Linked DNA regions of Homo sapiens: all the other regions are linked to region 4. The links are chromatin contacts, found by Hi-C or POLR2A ChIA-PET in ENCODE. All regions are on one chromosome and are shown on one strand. The core of a region is the stretch at or near the end of the contact, and the rest is flanking DNA. Distances in the headings are between cores, read along the strand shown. Region 1 overlaps AP2A2 (adaptor related protein complex 2 subunit alpha 2). Region 2 holds the start of KCNQ1OT1 (KCNQ1 opposite strand/antisense transcript 1). Region 3 holds the start of TOLLIP (toll interacting protein). Region 4 holds the start of LSP1 (lymphocyte specific protein 1). Region 5 holds the start of CHID1 (chitinase domain containing 1).

The links. A loop is a pair of places that touch in the nucleus more often than their neighbours do. ChIA-PET counts read pairs that join two places held with the same protein, here RNA polymerase II (POLR2A). Pooled maps may share reads with other maps.
Region 1: a loop to region 4 is called in a map with no recorded cell type, with 40 times the contacts of the local background. The contact joins the enhancer-like site here to the promoter of LSP1 in region 4. A Hi-C loop is called at or near these places in 5 of 37 single-sample maps with no recorded cell type and 3 of 50 pooled maps.
Region 2: a loop to region 4 is called in a pooled map, with 8 times the contacts of the local background. The contact joins the promoter of KCNQ1OT1 here to the promoter of LSP1 in region 4. A Hi-C loop is called at or near these places in 2 of 37 single-sample maps with no recorded cell type and 5 of 50 pooled maps. POLR2A ChIA-PET finds 5 or more read pairs at or near these places in 1 of 52 experiments (WTC11).
Region 3: a loop to region 4 is called in a pooled map, with 20 times the contacts of the local background. The contact joins the promoter of TOLLIP here to the promoter of LSP1 in region 4. A Hi-C loop is called at or near these places in 4 of 37 single-sample maps with no recorded cell type and 7 of 50 pooled maps.
Region 5: a pooled map shows a loop between it and region 4 (6-fold over the local background). The contact joins the promoter of CHID1 here to the promoter of LSP1 in region 4. A Hi-C loop is called at or near these places in 6 of 37 single-sample maps with no recorded cell type and 7 of 50 pooled maps.

What each region holds. Positions count from the first base shown.
Region 1 is chr11:994,434-998,141 of GRCh38, forward strand. The region is part of intron 14 of AP2A2 (adaptor related protein complex 2 subunit alpha 2); the gene reads left to right. Among named protein-coding and RNA genes, the nearest start is that of MUC6, 40 kb to the right of the region's middle. RefSeq lists an enhancer at 1-375. Within about 2 kb of position 1,803, at least 2 of the 41 ENCODE cell types and tissues checked have a DNase peak (open chromatin) inside an H3K27ac peak, as active enhancers do.
Region 2 is chr11:2,698,373-2,701,910 of GRCh38, forward strand. KCNQ1OT1 (KCNQ1 opposite strand/antisense transcript 1) reads right to left here and starts at 1,622. Exons shown (of 1, transcript NR_002728.4): 1 at 1-1,622. The region is part of intron 11 of KCNQ1 (potassium voltage-gated channel subfamily Q member 1); the gene reads left to right. RefSeq lists silencers at 1,756-2,025, 2,036-2,105 and an enhancer at 1,823-3,062.
Region 3 is chr11:1,308,072-1,311,697 of GRCh38, forward strand. It overlaps TOLLIP (toll interacting protein), which reads right to left and starts at 1,561. Exons shown (of 6, transcript NM_019009.4): 1 at 1,395-1,561. The coding sequence starts at 1,427. It overlaps TOLLIP-DT (TOLLIP divergent transcript), which reads left to right and starts at 1,637. Exons shown (of 1, transcript NR_029409.1): 1 at 1,637-2,636. RefSeq lists silencers at 1,017-1,726, 3,252-3,381 and an enhancer at 1,957-2,718.
Region 4 is chr11:1,851,834-1,855,659 of GRCh38, forward strand. It overlaps LSP1 (lymphocyte specific protein 1), which reads left to right and starts at 1,251. Exons shown (of 11, transcript NM_002339.3): 1 at 1,251-1,364. The coding sequence starts at 1,312. RefSeq lists enhancers at 1-31, 1,023-1,342, 3,193-3,622.
Region 5 is chr11:909,501-913,330 of GRCh38, forward strand. It overlaps CHID1 (chitinase domain containing 1), which reads right to left and starts at 1,310. Exons shown (of 13, transcript NM_023947.4): 1 at 1,275-1,310. RefSeq lists a silencer at 993-1,832.

The sequences.
Region 1 (3,708 bases), core at 553-3,052, 860 kb before region 4:
GGGGGCCACTGTCCCTGCTGGACGCCACGCTGTCCTGTCCCGGGGGCCACTGTCCCTGCTGGACGCCCCGCTGTCTGTCCCGGGGGCCACTGTCCCTGCTGGACGCCCCCCTGGCCTGTCCCGGGGGCCACTGTCCCTGCTGGACGCCCCGTTGTCCTGTCCCGGGGGCCACTGTCCCTGCTGCACACCCTGCTGGCCTGTCCCGGGGGCCACTGTCCCTGCTGGATGCCCCCCTGGCCTGTCCCGGGGGCCACTGTCCCTGCTGGACGCCCCGTTGTCCTGTCCCGGGGGCCACTGTCCCTGCTGGACGCCCCCCTGGCCTGTCCCGGGGGCCACTGTCCCTGCTGCACACCCTGCTGGCCTGTCCCGGGGGCCACTGTCCCTGCTGGACGCCCCCCTGGCCTGTCCCGGGGGCCACTGTCCCTGCTGCACACCCTGCTGGCCTGTCCCGGGGGCCACTGTCCCTGCTGGACGCCCCCCTGGCCTGTCCTGGGGGCCACTGTCCCTGCTGCACACCCCGCTGGCTTGTCCCGGGGGCCACTGTCCCTGCTGGACGCCCCTCTGGCCTGTCCCGGGGGCCACTGTCCCTGCTGCACACCCCGCTGTCCTCTCCCGGGGGCCACTGTGCCTGCTGGGCAAGGCACTTCCTTCAGACCGTCGTCTTGTCCAGCTCAGCTCACACATCCTCTGTGGTGCCTTGTTTTAGGGGAAGTGGCCGTCCCCTCTCCTACAGGACTGCCTCACCCAGGCAGCTGTCCTCACATGCTTTGTTGATTTAGAGAGGACCTGTCCTGCCCTGCTCTTCGAGGTTTTATGTAGTGAGTTGGGTTAGGTCTGGTTTTCCTTGTATGTGTGATGCGATGAGAATAATCCTGTAACAGAATGTGTCCTGTGGTATTTGTCAGGTGAGAAGTGTCGTTTTGAGAGTTGCGTTTTTGCTTGGCTCTGCTTGCCAGCTGTTCCCCTCTGCACTGTCAGGGAGGGCTCCTGTCGGGGTCAGGCGGGCTTTCTGTTTGTCCAGTTAGAGGACCTGTCTCTCCAGGACGCAGGTCCAGTGGTGGCAACCAGTGCTGCTACCCAGTATCGGCAGGGCTTTGTGGGGTGAGCTCCTGTGGTGGTGCCTGCCCTGGCAGTGTGCTGGTTGGGAGGGTGCTCATGTCGGAGTCCTGGCACTCCTTGGCGGGGACCTGCTTATGTGCCCCGGCTGACCATGTGTCCTGCCCCTCTGGCCGACAGTGCAGGGCCTGCCATGGGGCTGGTATCCAGGCTGAGCCTGACATCTCAATGAGCAGTCTTCCCTCCCCCTCTTCCTCCCTCTCCCCTCCCTCCACCTAGTGTCCTCTGTGCAGCCCCTGTCCCCCCGTGCCCTCTCTCTGTGTTGTTTGTGGCACGCTGCTGTGCCCGCCATCTGGAGGCTTGAATTGCCTGTGAGCTCATCCTGGAGTGAATGAAATGAATGAAAGATGTGACTCTTTCTCCCAAGGTGGGCGTCTTCCCTTCACGCCTGAGCACCTTCATGCTTATGTTTCTCATGTGCTCTGTAGAGCTGGTGACCTGCTTTTGACCCTGTCTCCTCCCGTGGGACGTCACTAGCCAGGCGCCTAGTGCAGCAGGCCTCTGTCACTCCTCTAATCCATCTCTCCCTCTCCTTTGGACATCTTGACATAGGTTTCTGGAGGCAGAAACTTGCTTGTGGAGATTTGTCTGTGAGCTGCCGGAGCAGGGGCCTTCCCGTGGGTGCTGGGCCGGCAGCGGCTCCGCCCTGCAGAGAGGAGGACGCGGCCCCAGTTGGGTGAGGAGGCGAGGGCAGGATGACGTGATCCAGGGGAGGCTGGTGTGCAGGGATTCCTGGAGGCCGGCTTTCAGCAAGGGCACTGTGAAGTCTTCCACGGAAACCTGGGATTGCCTGTTGGAAGCTGGGAAGGCACCAGGTGCTCTCGCTCCCCTCCAGCTGCTTTGACGTTAAGAGGAACTCGCTGAGGGAGCATGGAAAGGGGCTGTAGGATTGTCTTCAGTCTCTCTTTGGTTCTTATTTGATGTTTCTTTTTAATGTGGGTCCTGAGAAGTGAGGTGTGCCCATACCCCAGGCCTTTGATCACACCCAGGTTTGTCCGGCTAGGCTCAGGGTGGACTTTGGAGGGCCTGGCCTTGACTGTGTGGCTTAGGGATCAGATGGAAGCTTCTGGACCCTGGGAGTGAGAGCAGTGTGCTGCCCTCTGAAAAGGAGGATGAGGGTCCAGTGAGGTTCAGCATTTCTGTAAGGTGCCTTCTTGGAGGGAGTTCCCCCTTCAGGGCTCATTCAGTGGATTTTCTGAGTGTGGCTTCACTCCTGATGGTCAGTGGTGCCTGGCGGGTGGGTTCCTTAGGGAGGTGTCTGTGGCCGAGGCACGCAGCTCTGTTCTGAGCTGAGAGCTGTGGTGTGTGGGCACCTCCGTCCTGACTGAGAGCTGTGGTGTGTGGGCGCCTCCGTCCTGACCGAGAGCTGTGGTGTGTGGGCCCCTCTGTTCTGACCGAGAGCTATGGTGTGTGGGTGTCATTGCTATCCTGTGCTTTCCAATCTGTTCCCATTGCTCACGGGAGCCCCAGTGAGAGGCCCCTCCCTATGGGGAGACACTCCTGGCGAAGTTTTCTTGCTCAGGGTCTTCTGTATGGGCCGTGAAGGGGCCTCAGGGTGGCATCAGCACATGTGCCTTTCCCACGAGAGACAGTGGCTTTATCTTGGTGTCACATTGGCCAAAATGTCTTTTATTTAACATCATAGATGAGGCCAGGACATTTTACTTCTTCCGAGCATCCTCTTTCTGCACACAGCTCCTTGGGGGAGGCTGTGGTGTGCGTGTCCCCGGGTGTGCTGGGGAGCACAGGGGTGTGGGGATCAGAGGCTGCCTGGCTTCACATGCAGGAGCCTGGGGCCCTTGTAGGCAAAACCTTCACCCCTCAAGTTGTCCTGCTATTGGAGGGAGGAGGTGAACTGGTGTGGCCCAGGAGCCAGGCCTGCTCCCTGAGGAGGGTCTCCCAGGCCTGAGAGGATAAGGAAGATGAAGAACCTGAAGTGGGTGTTAGGACCCTACTGTCCTGGGGCCTTGCATCTGGCCTCGCTGTTACAATCTGTGGTAACGTTTCAGGTACAAATGCCTTTACTAGGGCAAAGGGCTTTCCTACTTTAGAAAGCAGTTAAAAGCCATAGATGGCTGGGCATGGTGGCTCACACCTGTAATCCCAGCGCTTTGGGAGGCTGAGGTGGGCGGATCACTTGAGGTCAGGAGTTTGAGACCAGCCTGGCCAACATGGTGAAACCCCGTCTCTTCTAAAAATACAAAAATTAGCCAGGTGTGGTGGTGTGTGCCTGTAATCCCAGCTGCTCGGGAAGCTGAGGCAGGAGAATTGCTTGAACCCAGAAGGCGGAGGTTGCAGTGAGCTGAGATTGCACCACTGCACTCCAGCCTGGGTAACAGAGTGAGACTCGGTCTCAAAAAAATAAAATAAAATAAAATAAAAGCCATAGATGTATTTGAATCAGTGCAGGAACCAGGGTAACATCTGTGATGAGATGCAGAGGAGAAACTGTCTCCATTTGGGCTGCAGGTGCATGGCCATGGCCAAGGCCGATGGCTTCCCACGCAGCTCACAGCTTTGTCAGGCTGTGGAGGCCACAGTGTTGGCGGGCGCTGTCCCCGGCGTAGGGAGCAAAGCGCCGCCTTCAGATGG
Region 2 (3,538 bases), core at 372-2,871, 850 kb after region 4:
CTCAGGGACCACAGTGGGGTACTGGGATCTGAACATAGTGGTGGCCCTTCAAGCCTACTACCCAGACTGAGACCTGCATCTGATCAACTCTCATCTCCAATATGACCAAGAGACTTCTACCACTACCTCTCACCTGGCAGGTGATCACCACCCCCAACTCAGACTGCAACCTTTACTTCGCCCCCTAATTCCTGACTCAGAATCCCCACCTAGAGGCAGAACTTCGACTTCAATTCCTGACTCCCATACCCCACTGAGACCTCTAACCCCAATCCCAATCTCTTAACTCAGAGCCCCCCATTCAGAACCTCTACCCAAAGACAGACTCCAGACCCTGACTCCAGTCGCCAACTCGGACCTCCCTTGGATCTCAACTCAGAGCCATGATGCAGACTCCAGACCGGGATTCAGGTCCCCAACTCAGACTCCCGATCCTCTGTCCCTAATGAGGCCCTACCTAAAACCACCATGCGGACTCCAGACCCGGACTGACTGGGACCCCAACTACTCAGATCCCAACTCAGGCAAACTCCCAGCCAGGATGTGGACCCTAGACCCGAATTCTGATCCCAACTAGGATACCTAACTCAGAACCACAACGGGGATTCCCACCTCCGATCCTAATTCGGGCCCTGACTCAGAACCACTAAGTGGATTTCCGACTCCGGTCCCAATTCGGGCTTTGACTCAAAACCACAACATGGATTCCCAACTTCCATCCCAATAGCGCGGACTCAGAACCACGATGCGGATTCCAGACTCCAATCCCAATTCAGCCCACTCTGAACCACCATGAGAACTATAGACCCGGAATCCGATCCTTGGGACGCGGCCAGGAACTCGGACCTCGACCCTGGCCACGCTGTCCATAAGGTGCAGATGGGAGCGCACTGCCCAGGCCAGGCTGCACTGCTGACGCCTGTGATCTGGGACGGCCGCGGGGCACACAGCTCACCTCAGCAACGCCAGTGATCACCCGTCCCGCGCCGTCCGCCCAGGTCCGTGCTGACCGTGTTCAAACCCTCCCAGAGAGATGGGGAGGGCCGCGCTGAGGAGAGTCTGGGAGAACCGCACTGAGGAGCCGCCGGGAGAGTGCCGCGCTGAGGAGCCCCCGGGGAGAGTGCCGCGCTGAGGAGCCCCCAGGAGAGTGCCGCGCTGAGGAGGCCCAGGGAGGACCGCGCGGAGGAGAACCATGCTGAGGAGCCCCCGGGGAGAACAGAACCGCGGCGAGAGGCCCCCGGAGAGAACCGCGCCGAAGAACCCCCGGGGACAACCGCGCCGAAGAACCCCCGGGGAGAACCGCGCCGAAAAGCCCCGGGTGCCCCGAGGAGAACGGCGCCGAGGAGTCCCCGGGGAGAACTGCGCCGAGGAGCCCCCAGAAGAGCGCCGCGCTGAGGAGCCCCGAGGAGAACCGCGCCGAGGGGCGCGCCGGGGAGAACCACGATGACTGACGCACCGAGGAGGACCGCGCTGAGGGGCGCACCGGGAGAATCGTGCTGAGGAGCCCCGGGGAGGACCACGCTGAGAGGCACCCCGGCAGAATCGCGCTGAGGGGCGCCCTGGCAGGATCTTGCTGAGGAGCTCCCTGGAGGTCCGTGCTGAGGCGACGCGGCGACCGTTCTGCCTGGAGACTGCGGCAGCGCTCCGACTGCCCCCGCCGCTGCCGACGTGGCGACCGCCCCCCACCTGCTGATTGGGCGGCAGCAGGGGAAGGCTTGCGGCGGGCTGCTGCACGGATTGGCTGGGTGCGGAAAGTGATGTGCCGTGTCCTGTCATTGGCCGAAAGAGTCTCGTTTTGATGCCACCCGGGCTCAGATTGGCCCAGCGGGTCCAGCGCCGCATGAGGCACTGGCTGGGTGTGAGGTGGCGCGAGCCGCCGCCCTCCCTGCCCCCACCCGTCGTCCCTGAGCACCACCGGGGGCCGGGGCCAGCGCCAGCCTCAGCGTTGGCATCGCCGGGGTGAGCTGGAGACACGGGCCAGTTCTCTGCGTGATGTGTTCACCACCCCGGGGTGACCGCGTGAGGACAGCGGCCGCACCCCGACACTGCTGTGGGCCCTCGGTGTGGAGGCCTGTGGGCGTCCAGGCCACGCCCGAGACCAGCCCCTCCGCCGGCGCCGCTGCAGCGACCCTCGAACCCGGGCAAGGTCTCCACCGCCGTGGCACCGGGTGCGGGAGGCGTTTTCCCCCCTCCCAGCGGGTCCATGCAGGGGATCGGGATGTTCTGAAGCCCCCACTGCTGTGCCTGGAACACCCGTGTCTGCCGCTCACCCCTGAGGACTTGGGACCTCAGGGGGTGAGTGGCAGGGGTGGCCGGGACATGCCAGGCCACCCACCTGGCAAAGGGCAGCGCCGAGGGCGCCCCGCGCCTGCCAGCGCCCGGCCGGGCCCGCCCTGCCCACCTCCCATCCCCCATCCGGGCGTGACACTTGACCGCGTCTGCCGGCCCCTCCCCTTGTCCGTCCCCTCCGCGCCGCTGGCGCGCGCCTTCTGAATGCCAAGCATTGCCATAAACTCCGGGGACAAAAGCCTGGGTCACAAAAGCCCCCTCTAGAAGTTCACACCCTGAGGCTTCCCTGGCAAGGCTGGGGGCCGTTTGGCCCTTCCATGTGGACTGCAAAAACAGTGTTGGAATGCAGGACTCTGGGTATGTTCTCGAAAGTTGTTACAACCCCAACCCAGGGTTGACCTCAAACACAGGAGGAAGGGGGAGGCTGGAGCCAGCCAAGCGAGCCAGCCGTCCCCCCACCAAGGCACGCAAGGAGGCCATTCATCTTCACTGCCTCTGCCGAAAATATACGTCTACGGGAGAGCCAGGAATCTCTCTCCAAGGGTGACCGGGTTGGGGGTTTTGTTGTTCTTCAGCCCAGAAGAGAAAGAGAAAATGGTGTCATTTTTTCAGGCAGCAAGTGATTCCTTTCAGGCCTTCAGCAACGACGCCCAGATGAGTCCACTCCCTGCCTCCTGCTCAGCCCACAGGCAATCTGGGCACAAGTGACACATCCCCTGGGCGCCTGTCCCTTCGCACTGGCCCAGGGAGTTCATGTGTCTGATCAGAGGGCGCAGTCCACCCTCACTATCTAGCTGGGAAGTTTTTGTCATCTGCCTGTCCGAGAGGCAGCTGTGCAACCAGTGCCATCACTCAGAGCCAGTGCTCAGGTGCACCCCAGACTCAGGGTTTCACGCTATAATGTCACTGTCTTGAAATTCTTGATAGTTACTATCTTTGAACTTGTGTTTTAGAAGTGAAGTCTGAGGGGAAAATGGAGCTTGGAACTTCAGCTCCCAAGTGGCTTTCCCACCTTCCTGCCTCCTCAGGACAGATTATCAGCTGCCTGTCTGCCTGCTTCCTCTGTGCCCAGCCTCTCTCTTGACATCCAAAGGATCACAACTCCCACTCAGTGACCACTATTATTCTCTGCCCCTGACCAAAAAGAGCAGGGCAGGGCTGGAGTCCTGACCCTGGCCTGGACTCTGCAATGCAGAGATACCTGCAAGTCTCATTTCCCCGCCTGTAGGATGGAGGTGATGCTGACAGC
Region 3 (3,626 bases), core at 311-2,810, 540 kb before region 4:
GAGCCACTGTTGATAAAAACTGTACCGCTCACGACAGCCTGCCCCAGCCCAGCCTCAGTGAGTGACACGGTTTGAATCTGTGTCCCCGCCAAATCTCACGCTGAATTATGATCCCCAATGTTGGAGGTGGGGCCTGGCAGGGTGGGTGTGTGGGTCACAGGGACAGATCCCTCGTGGCTTGGTGCTGTCCCGGTGATAGTGAGTTCTCACAAGATCTGGTCATTACAGTGTGTGGCACCTCCCCACCCCCAACTCTCTTGCTGCTTTCGCCATGTGACGTGTAAGCTCCCACTTGGCCTTCCGCCATGACTGGGAGCTTCCAGAGGCCTCCCCAGGAGCAGATGCCGGCACCATGCTACCTGTACAGCCTGCAGAACCGGGAGCCAATTAAATCTCTTTTCTTACAAATTACCCAGTCTCGGTATTCCTTTACAGCAATGCAAGAAGGCCCTAACAGTGAGCCAGGAGGCCACTCACGCCAGGAGCCCATCATCTCTGAGTCAGTCTACACCAGCTCTCCTGCAATATTAATGCTATAGAAGAAACTGCCAGGCAACTCTCAGGAGAGAATTCAGAGCAGGAAAGGTTCTCTGAAGTTCCTGGCGCCTATCCTCTCATTTGCAAATGAAGAAACTGAGGTTTTGCACGGTGGCCACTAACCGGGGACACAATTGGGCCCAAGAAGTGGTCACCACTGCCCTCACTCTGTGTAAATGAGAAAGAGGAAACAGCCATCATCTATGGGACCAACTAGAGTGCAGGCCCGCCTCCACCTGGGGGGCCATCAGGGTGCGGGACCCGCCTCCACCTGGGGGGGCCATCAGGGTGCGGGGCCCGCCTCCATCTAGGGTGCCATCAGGGTGCGGGACCCGCCTCCACCTGGGGGGCCATCAGGGAGCAGGGCCCGCATCCATCTAGGGGACCATTAGGGTTCAGGGCCCGCCTCCACCTGGGGGACCATTAGGGTGCGGGGCCCTCCTCCATTCGGGAGTCAGAGCTCGGGGCCGCCTCCATCTGGGCACCGGGCCCTCCTCCATCTGGAGACCATTGGGGAGCGGGGCCTGCCTCCCTCTGGGGCACCATGGGGCACGGGGCCCGCCTCCATCTGGGGCTCACAACGGGCGCAGGCCCCCTCCCCCGGGGCTGCCTCCCCAAAGCTCTGCCCCGGCACGGCGGTGAGCTCAAGCCTCCTGCAGCGTGGGCGCGTCCGTCCGGCCCGCCCCGCCCCGAGGTGTGGACGCCGCCGCTCCCCTCCGGCCGGCCAGGCGCCCCGCGTGCCCCGGGAGAGCCGCGGAGTCGGCCCGCCAGCCGCAGCTGAGCAGTAGCCCTGACCCAAGGCCCCGCCCGCAACCGCAGGTCACCGCCCCCGCCCGACCCTCGCCCGGCTGCCTCACCGGCCCGCGCTGAGTGCTGACGGTGGTCGCCATGGTGCTGCGGCGGCCCCCGTGGCTCGCCGACCCGACAGTGACGCGCCGGGCGACCTCCTGCGCCCCCGCCGGAGCCTGCGACGGAGACAGTTGTCACCTCGAGGCCGCCGCCGCCACAGTCAGCTGACAGCCGCCGCGCCCCGCCCCCGGCACCGCCCCACTGCGCAGGCGCCGCGCCAGGCACCGCCCCTTCCGGCTCTCGCGCGCACGCGCGCTCCAGGGTAGGGCAGGCGCAGCCTCTCGCCCGGCGCCTGCGCACCTGCTCTCTCCTCGAGCCCTGCAGCCCGGCGAAATGGCTCCCGGCGGGGCCGTTTGCGCATGCCCAGTCATGACGGTTGTCGGCGCGGGCCCTAGCGTGGCGGCGCTGCAGTCTGGGCAGTGGGTTGGTTCCTCCTCGGTCCTCTGTCGAGTGGCGACAGGGCCTAGCCACCTGGCGGGGGTGACCTTCGGACGTGCGACCCGCTCGGAGAAGGGAGGGAACTGTGGCCCGCAACAAAGCAGTGACAGGCCCGACATCCCCTGCAGGGCGATCTTTCCCTCAGCTGCCTGCCGGAGGAAGGGCCTTTCTGTTTCACAGGGCTAAAGATGGGGCGCGGTTCCTCCACGGGGCGGCTGCCGGGTGAACGGAACGGGGATGGAGGCGCTGCCAGAAGAGCCCGAGCTCGAGCCCGCCCTGCCCTCGGCCTCCCCGCCGCGCCGCTCCGCAGGAGCCCCGCTCCTCTCCTGCTCGCTCCGGAGAACCCCAGTCCGGCCTGACCTCGGCCCTCGCGGTCAGGCGCTCCAACCAGAGCGACTCCAGCTCGAACAGCGCTGGGTAAACTGAGGCTGAACCCCGCTGGCTGCATCCCCAGGAGTCGGGCGTTTACGGTCACGGGAACAGGTTAATAAACTTTTACGCAGCAGACCCGGAACTTAGGTCCCGATGTCCGGGTATCTTAAGAACAAGAAGCATTCTTAGTTGAAGTTTCGCTTTAAAGATAATGATACAGATGCTTGCGGAGGACAGGCGTTATGCAAAGATTGGCAATCCTTTGACGAGCCCAGGTAGTACAGCACGTCTCCCCCGTGATGTTTTTTGGCTTTTATCTTACATATAAACAAGCGTACCCAGGTGGACGCCTTCCTCCTCGTGCTTTTGGGAACACCCTGCTCTATGGAGTAGCCATTCTTTTATTCCTTCACTGCCTTAATAAACTTGCTTTCACTTTACTCTGTGGACTGGCCTGGAATTCTTTCTTCCACAAGATCCACGAATCCTCTTTTGGGGTCTGGATCAGGACCCTTTTCCGGTAACACAACCACTCCACTAAAAACTCTTTGTCAGTGATCTCTATATTGTTAGTGGTCAGTTCTCAGTCCTCGTCCTCCGGGAACTACAGCAAAATCGATAGTCATTCTTGCTACACATGCTTTCTTCACTCCCCATCCAGGACACCATGTGCTCTCACTTTCCTCTTATCCCAAAGACCACATCTTTGGGTCTCGGTTACCAGTCTCTCCTTTTAAAACCGGCAGCCTGGCCGCTTGCCTGTTTTGATGGGGTGTAGAGAAAAAGAACGAAAGCCCCTTCCTCAAGTTGTAGCTTAACATCCAGCCAATCCACAGCACAAGACCCAAGAAGCTATTAACCACAAGTTCCTGCTTTGGGGGCCTAGGGACTTCCCCGGGCCCCACATGTGCAGTTAGACTTATACTTCAACTATTGTTACCCCTTCCTCATTTTCACGCTAAAAATCACACCTAGGGGTAGAGATTTAAAATGTGAATGTTGCATGCAATGCATGAAGAAGCATGCAAAGCTACTGAGAAGCACTAGACAAACCCCTCCTATCCATGCCTGGACCAATCCCTTCCCTGTGAAACTAACCCACGTGCCACCCCCTGGCGGCGGGGCCCCCCACCGTTTTCCTTTCATGGTGCTGACTTCCTTGTGCACAAGCTAAATAAAGATTTCTCTTTCTCCTCGCTGCTATGTCTGCTGATCTCTCTTTATTTCTATCCTGGGAGATTACAAGATGCCAGGGCACACTGGTAACACTTTGACTCCTTAACATCGGAGTGCCTTACCTCAGGGCTCAGTCCTTGCACATCTTTTCTATCTACATCCTCAGTGAGCTCATCCAGTTCCATTCCTTTAAATGCCATCCATATGCTGATGATCCTAAAATCTGTATCTCCCACCAGGACCTCCGCTAAACA
Region 4 (3,826 bases), core at 1-2,500:
TGATCTGGTTTTAGCCCTGCCCATCGTCTGGGCCACGGATCCCTCTGGTGCCTCCACTCGTGGGGCTCTGAAAGCCTCTGCTGGTCTTTGTGGTGTGTTTGGTGGGTGGGGGGCTCGCTGAGTCCCAAGGAGGCGGCCTCCGGTTCGGCCCCACCCTGATGGGTCAACACTCTGGGCCCAGGGCCCTCCCAACCCCTGGCCTCTCTCCAGCCCCTCTTTGCCTTGGGACCCCCTGTAAGTCCTTGCTGGTTGGATTTCTCAGGCCCAGCCGCTGGCCAGGGCTCCCTTCTCCCATTCTCCTGCGCTGAGGTTTCCAGCAGGGAAGCCTTCGCCACCTCTGTGGCTGCCCTACTCTGGCCCAGCTTAAGTCCTCCCCTGCCTCAGCTTTTGGGGTCTGGCTCCTGCAGTCATGCATCCCTCCTCCTGACCCTGGAGCCACTGCGTGGTCACTCCCAGAAGCTGGGGACAGTGAGGGCTGGAAACAGCCTCCATCCCTCCCCTCGGGCTGGCCTATGCCTCTTGGGAGGGTCCCTGAGGCACTGCCTTTAGAGCCTGGGGACACGAACCACTCGGTGGTCAACTCCAGCGACCAGAGCACGGAGAGCAAGGGGCAGCGGGGGGACGAGGCGGATGCCCGACAGCTCGGCATCAGCAAGGCAGTCCAAGACAGAACAAGGCACCCGACGGGTAGAACGCAGGGGCATCCCGGGCACAGCCCCCAAAGCCACCTGGGACCCACAGCTGTTTGATGTGCTCAAGGCTATGACCCCAGGCTTCGAGAAAAGACTCCACCAAGTTCCATGAGCACCTGTAGGAGAGCCGGCCTCTGGGTAGATTTCACCCAAAGAAGCTAAAACGCTCACGTGGTGCTTATGGGATCACAGACGTGTTTGTCCCTGATGCTGCAGGAGAACTGGCCACTCACAGGTGGACCTGATGGCCAGAGCTACTAGCGGGGACCAGGGGTAACATGGGTCCCCCTCCCCGAGCCATGAAGAGCTGCCTGCGGCCATCTTGGCCCTCGCACCCCGTCTCTGTCACCCCAGGCCCCTGTAACTTGCTTAACGCTTCCTGAGGGGTGGTTTGGGTTTTTTTTTTTTTCTTCCTCTCCTCTTGTAGCAACAGATTAAAAAACAACACCCTGACCCAAGCCGAGACAGGTTCCAAACCTCAACCTGCAGCCGGAAGGGGGAAGTGAAACTCGGCTGGGGGTGGGGGCTCAGAAGCCGCCCCAGAAAGCACTGAAAGCCACAGCACGTACACCCACTCCAGGGATCTGCCAGCACCCTGTGGGGCCCAGACTACAGGCTGATGGCGGAGGCTTCGAGTGACCCGGGTGCCGAGGAGCGGGAAGAGTTGCTGGGGTAAGGGTCTGCGGCGACGCCCGGCGCCCTGTGCCGTGTCCACGGGTGCATAGTCCTTGAGCTGCATGGAGGGTGGAGAACTGAGGTGCCTGATGGGGAATCTGGGGCCCCCAATGGGAGAACTTGGATGTCCGATGGGGAAACTGGGGACCCACAGACAGGTGGCAGGAAGTCTTGCTGGGACCCCCCTCTCACAACAAGGGTGGAGGTCTCTTCCGCCTGCCTCTGTGCCCTGGACTCACTGGGGGAGGCGCGTGGGATCCTAAGCCCATGGTGGATGCCTGAAGCGAGGAGACCCCAAGACGTGTCCTGGACTGCCAGGGAGGAGCTGGGGACTGTGGGCCCTGTTAGCTTGGGAAGAGGCAAGGTGGGGGCTGGGGAGCAGCTGTTCTGGGATGGGTGGAACTGGCCCGGGCCTGGCCACCTGCCCACAGGACTATCTGAGAGGGGCTATCCTGCCTTGAGGGTCTGGAGGCCGCCAGGCTTGGGGCCCAGCAGGCCTCAGGGCAGGGCACCCAAAGCTGCCCTTGACCTGCGGTAAAGGACAAGGCCAAGGATTCTGGCAGGTGCCTGTGCTGGGTGCCAGGCACCGTGTGTTGGTTGGAGTGGGGACATGAGGGGGCATGGCAGAGGTTGTGTGTAGGACTGCCAGAGCTGGGCAGAAAAACCCCGCTGCCAAAGGCCTCCTAGCGGGCAGCTGTACTCTGTGGTACCAATGGGCATCCAGCCCTGTGCTGGGGTGGGTGGAGAGGGCTAGCGGCTTAGTAACTGGGCTCCCTGGCAGAGGGGAGCTGCCGGCCAGCAGGCATCCAGGCATCACAGCTGAGCCTCGCCAGGGGAACCCGAGTTGCCCCCGGTGCAGGTCCCAGAAGAGATGGGAGGGCTCAGGGCGTGCGGTGCAGGGACAGGTAGGGCTTTGAGGGGCAGAGGGGCGACGTGCTAATGGTCAGGGGATGGGGATCCGGTGCTGGGGATAGAGGCCGGCCTAGGAGCAGGTCAGCGGGGGCTGTGGCCTGGTGTGCGGAAGGGAAGGCGCTGGGGCCCAGGTTGCAGAAAGAGTGTGATGCCCGCAGCCACACAGGACGGACCTGAGAGGAGGCCCAGGGTGACGCTCACATACCCCAAAACTGCAGCCAGGGCTGCTACCAGTCTCTGCCTTGGTGCTGACAGCAGAGGGTCCCGGTCTACCCGACCCGGGGCGGTGCAGGGACCACCTCCCGGCCTTCACACAAAGCTCCTGTGCTGTTGGTGGCTGCAGTCACTGTCCTGTGTCTGTGTCCTTGGTGGCCGTCACATTGCTGTGGGTCTGGTATGTGTGAGGGGTCTGCATCTCTGACTTCTTGCTGCCAAATCCCACTTGGGTACAGGTGCGGGGGGCCACTGAAGGGACCCCGAGTGCCGTGAGTGGAGTGGAGGCTAAGCAGAGGCCGGGGCTGGCTGAGGGCTGGGTCGGGACGTCCGTGCCTGTCCCCAGGGAGAGGTGGGAGGATGCCCTGCCCAGGCCGTGTGCAGGGAGACAGGCTTCTGGGTGCACAACAGCTGTGTCCCAGCTGCAAAACGGGCCCTCCTGTCAGCACCACCCCCAGCCCTGGACTAGGTGCTGCTCCTGGTCACCTCATGCCCATAGAAGGGCAGGACATGAGCCTCTGGGCTGGGGCACCCCCGCCTTCCTCCTTGGCCTCATCCTTGGCCACCCCCTCCCAGCTGTCTCAAATGCCCTGGATCCCCCGGGCCAGGAGCGGGGAGGGGGGGTTGGAGCGGGCATGGCCAAGGCACAGATGATCCTGGGGCATCTTGGTGCAGATCCTGGGAGGCCAGGGCTGCACCTGTGCCGGGGCTGTCAGGCGCTCCAGCTGGAGAGCGGCGGTTCTCCTGGGCTCTGCAAAGCCTGGACCCCCTCCTTGGACATCCCCTGCCCCCGCGAATTGCATGGGGTGCGCAGCCAAGCCTGACCTTTCAGAATGAAACTGAGAGCCCCAGTGGGGTAGGCTTCTCATTTCACAAGGTGACTAAGGGAACCGGGGAGTTTCCTGTCTAGGATGGGACAGAAGTCCCCTGCACCCAGGCAGGGATGTATGGCCTGGGAAGCCCCCACACGGGAGTCCCCAGGAAGGCCCAGGCTGGGCAGGCTCAGCTGGGGCTGGAGCAGTGGACAAGACAGCCCCCCGTGCATGTCACAGAGTGCCAGGTACGCCAGCCTGTGACGGTCTCAGGACATGCCCTCAACACTAGGTCCAGGGCAGGCCAAGCCCCTCCAGCTGGACAAGTGGGTCCAGCCCCTCAGACTGTCGCATGATGTGGCCCCTCCCCTCAGACTGCCCGGGACGGGGCCAGATTCCTCAGAACCACCCCTCCATGATGTGGTCTCTCAGATGCCCCCAGGACAGGACTGTCCTCTCCCACGAGGCCTCAGGCCAAAGAAGGTCCCCTGACCCTGGGCGGGGTCCAGGCTCCGCTTCGGC
Region 5 (3,830 bases), core at 60-2,559, 940 kb before region 4:
GAAATGATGGGAGTCACAGCAGGGGCTTTCCAATGCTTTTCATGGAGACCAGCAGTAAGAAATGCACTTTACGTCACAGCCCAGCACACGTGTATGTCATGTGTGCACATGTGTTGTGCATGTGTGTACATGTGTAGAGCGACAGCAGCCAATCAGAGCTAACTCTATTCTGCGATGGACGCACTGACAACTCCTGTTCTGTTGTGTTTTGAAGAACTAACTGGTGCATGGCGGCTCTGGCCTGTGATCCTAGCACTTTGGGAGGCCAGGAGTTTTTGACTGGTTTTGGCAACACAGCCAGACCTGGTCTCTACAAAAAATATTTTTCTGCCGGGCAGATCACCCCATCAGGAGTTCAAGACCAGCCTGGCCAACGTGATGAAACCCAGTCTCTAAAAAAGATACAAAAATTAGCTGGGTGCAGTGGTGTGCGCCTGTACTCCCAGCAACTCGGGAGACTGAGGCAGGAAAATCCCTTAAGCCCAGAAGCGGAGGTTGCAGTGAACCGAGATCGCGCCACTGCACTCCAGCCTGGGTGACAGCGTGAGACTCTGTCTCAAAAAAAAAAAAAAATTCTTAGCTGAGTGCGCTGGCGCACACCTGTAGTCCCAAGTAGCTAGGAGGCTAAGAGATTACTAGAGCCCAGGAAGTCGAGGCGGACGGGCGGGCGGGTCACCCTCCAGTTTGGACAGTCAGCAATGGAAGCTTCAAGGGTTGGGGCTGAACCAAGGGTGGGTGGGATCGCGTCTGATGCGCCCACCCTTCACGGGGACCGCGTGCCCCTCACTGGGAGGGCAGCCCGCCTGGAGCCCTACTGCCTCTGCTCCCTCTGGGGGTCCTGGGGACCCGATGGCCACCACTCTGCCACACGAGCCGCGCGCTCACACACTCCTCACCCGCCGGCCACATCCCTTGTCTGCGCACTCAGGCCCCTTCCACCCAGCGCGCCTAGCTCTCAGGCTTGCTCGCCCCAGCGCACGCGCTCCACCTCCCACTCGCGGTCCCCCCGACACGCGCCCCCGTCCACACTCGCCCTCCACCCCCGCTCTCGCTCACCCTCGCTCTCATAGCAACCCTCTCTCACCCTCGTCCTCACACCCTCTCACACGCCCCCTCACACACTTGCTCTCTCTCACGCACCCGCCCGGCGTCGCCCGCGACCCCACGCCCGTCCTCCCGGGGCCGAGCCTCGCTGCCCGGCGCGCCCACTTTGCGGGAGGGAAACTGAGGCCGTGCAAGGAGGAGGAGCAGGGGCCGGCCGCCGCGGGGCTCACCTGCATGTCAGGGAGGCCGGACGGCCACAAACGCACGGCCGGAAAACGCTCCAGCGCGCCGGAAGTCCCGCCCCAGGCGCCCGCGCGCCGCCGCCGCGCACGGCACGCTGGGATGGAGAGGGGCTGGGCCAGGACAGGGGACTGGGCAGGGCTGCCCGAAAGTCGGGGCCGGGGCCGGGGCCGGGGCCGGGGCGGGGCCGCGCCGGGGGCGGACCCCGGGCCCGGCGCGTTCACCTTGAGCGCCCCTGGTGCTCGCGCTGGAGCTGGTTATCAGGTTCCCGGCCCAGGGGTAGCCGGGTTCCCAGCGCCACGGCTCTTAGGCAGGCCTGGCGCCCTTGGCGTGGGGCCGCGCGGGGCCTTGGGCTCCAGGGCCTCTGCCCGGCTCGGCGGTGCCGGGAGAACCGCGCGGTGGGCTCCGCCCCGGCACGCTCCCCCGGGGACCCGGAGTCACCACTCCTGGCGTCCCCCCGACCCCCGCCTGAGTGGACCATCTCCATCCCCAGGCCGATGGCGCCCACTGCGCTGTCTCCAGCGGGGACTGCCCGAAACGCGCGCTCTCTCGGTCCGCACCCCCGCCTTGCACATTGCACGAGCCGGAGCCCCAGGAGGCAAACCAAGTTCCCAACTCAGCCCCTCGCGCTTGGATGAACGAGCGCGTGGCCAGCACTTTTGAGTCACCGCGCATTCTACGCGGCACAGGCTGTCCGACCCCCACCCCCAGCCCTAGCCGTTCCCAGCGCAGTTTCCTACAGAAAACCGCACGGCCGGGCCCCACCCTGCCCCGCTCAGCCGTTCCCGGGGCGCGCGTGGGCTCCAAGACACCCTGCACAGCTGCTTCTCCATTTCTGCTGCTTGGGAGCTTTCTCCTTAAACTAAGCTTTGTCTTTCTTTCTAGTCACGTTTCCTTCTTTCCCTTCCCGGTATTTTCTGCCAGCTGACGCCCACGCCTTTCCTAGAAGGGGCTGGGGGCTGCATGCGGTGCGAGGCACGTCCCCCACCAGCTGTGGGCTCTTACTCAGCTTAGCACTCGCTCTCAGCAAACGGCCTGGATGGTGGCCTGAAGCCTGACCTTTGGGGGTGAAGACCTCAAGTCGGCAGAGCTCTGGAGAGGGTCCCAGTAAGCTATGGCAGGTGTCCTCAGGGACATATGCGCAGTCCTCCCAATGCTAAGGAGGCCATGGCAACATCCAACTTCTCTTAGGAAAGGCACTTAGCCATTTTAGGATCTCATTGAGGTCAGAGGTCTTTGGCGCTAAAGAATTGCAGAATCGATCGGGCAGCCGCCGCCTTTAATCCTAGCACTTTGGGAGGCCAAGGCGGGTAGATCACTTGAGGTCAGGCGTTCGACACCAGCCTGGCCAACATGGTGGAACCCTGTCTCTACTAAAAATACAGAAATTAGGCGTGGTGGCGCATGCCTGTAATCCCAGCTCCTGGGGAGGCTGGGGCAGGAGAATTACTTGAACCTGGGAGGCTGAAGTTGCAGTGAGCAGAGATCACACTGCACTCCAGCCTGGGTGATAAAGTAAGACTCGGTCTCAAAAAAACAAAAAAAAGAATTGCAGAATCTACTTAGGGTTCACTCTGGGCCAGAACTACAGACCTCAAGAGCAGATGGGGCCCGCAGATGGGAGGATAGGAAGCCCAGAGCCAGGCCCCTCTGCAGAGCTCCCAACGGCCGGGTTCCTGGGGGAGTCTTGTCAGTTGCCAGCACAAAGCGGTCCGCTTCCCAATCTGCATAGTTTGTGCCAATGGGCCCCGTGTACCTGCATTGAAAACTGACTTCTTGGCTGGGCGCGGTGGCTCACGCTTGTAATCCCAGCACTTTGGGAGGCTGAGGCGGGCGGATCACAAGGTCAGGAGATCGAGACCATCCTGATTAACACGGTGAAACCCCGTCTCTACTAAAAATACGAAAAATTAGCCGGGCGTAGTGGCGGGCGCCCGTAGTCCCAGCTACTTGGGAGGCTGAGACAGGAGAATGGCGTGAACCCAGGAGGCGGAGCTTGCAGTGAGCCAAGCCATTGCACTCCAGCCTGGGCGACAGAGTGAGACTCTGCCTCAAAAAAAAAAAAAAGAAAAAGAAAAAGAAAACTGACTTCTTTAGGTGGGCACCCACCTTTTAGCCTTAGGAAGATGCTGAATGATACATACCAAGATTTAGGAGAATCAGAACCGAAGTGTTAGCATTCCTGTATTAAGTGAAACTTGAACACATTTCGTATTTTATGTTTTTGGAACATCTAAGATAACTTGCAGTTCACCACATTTAAAATTTGAATCTGTTAAGTTGTATGAGTTTTTAGCCAGGTGCAGTGGCTGACCCCTGTAATCCCAATGCTTTGGGAGGCCAAGGCAGGAAAATTGCCCCCCCCCGCAAAAAAAAAAGTATCACAATGAAATAAGGTTTCACTCTGTCACCCAGGCTGGAGTGCAGTGGATTATGGTTCACTGCAGCCTCCACTTCCTGGGCTTAAGCAAACCTCCTGCGTCAGCCTCCCCAAATGCTGGGATTATAGACATAAGCCACCTCACCAGGCCAATGCATGAGTTACT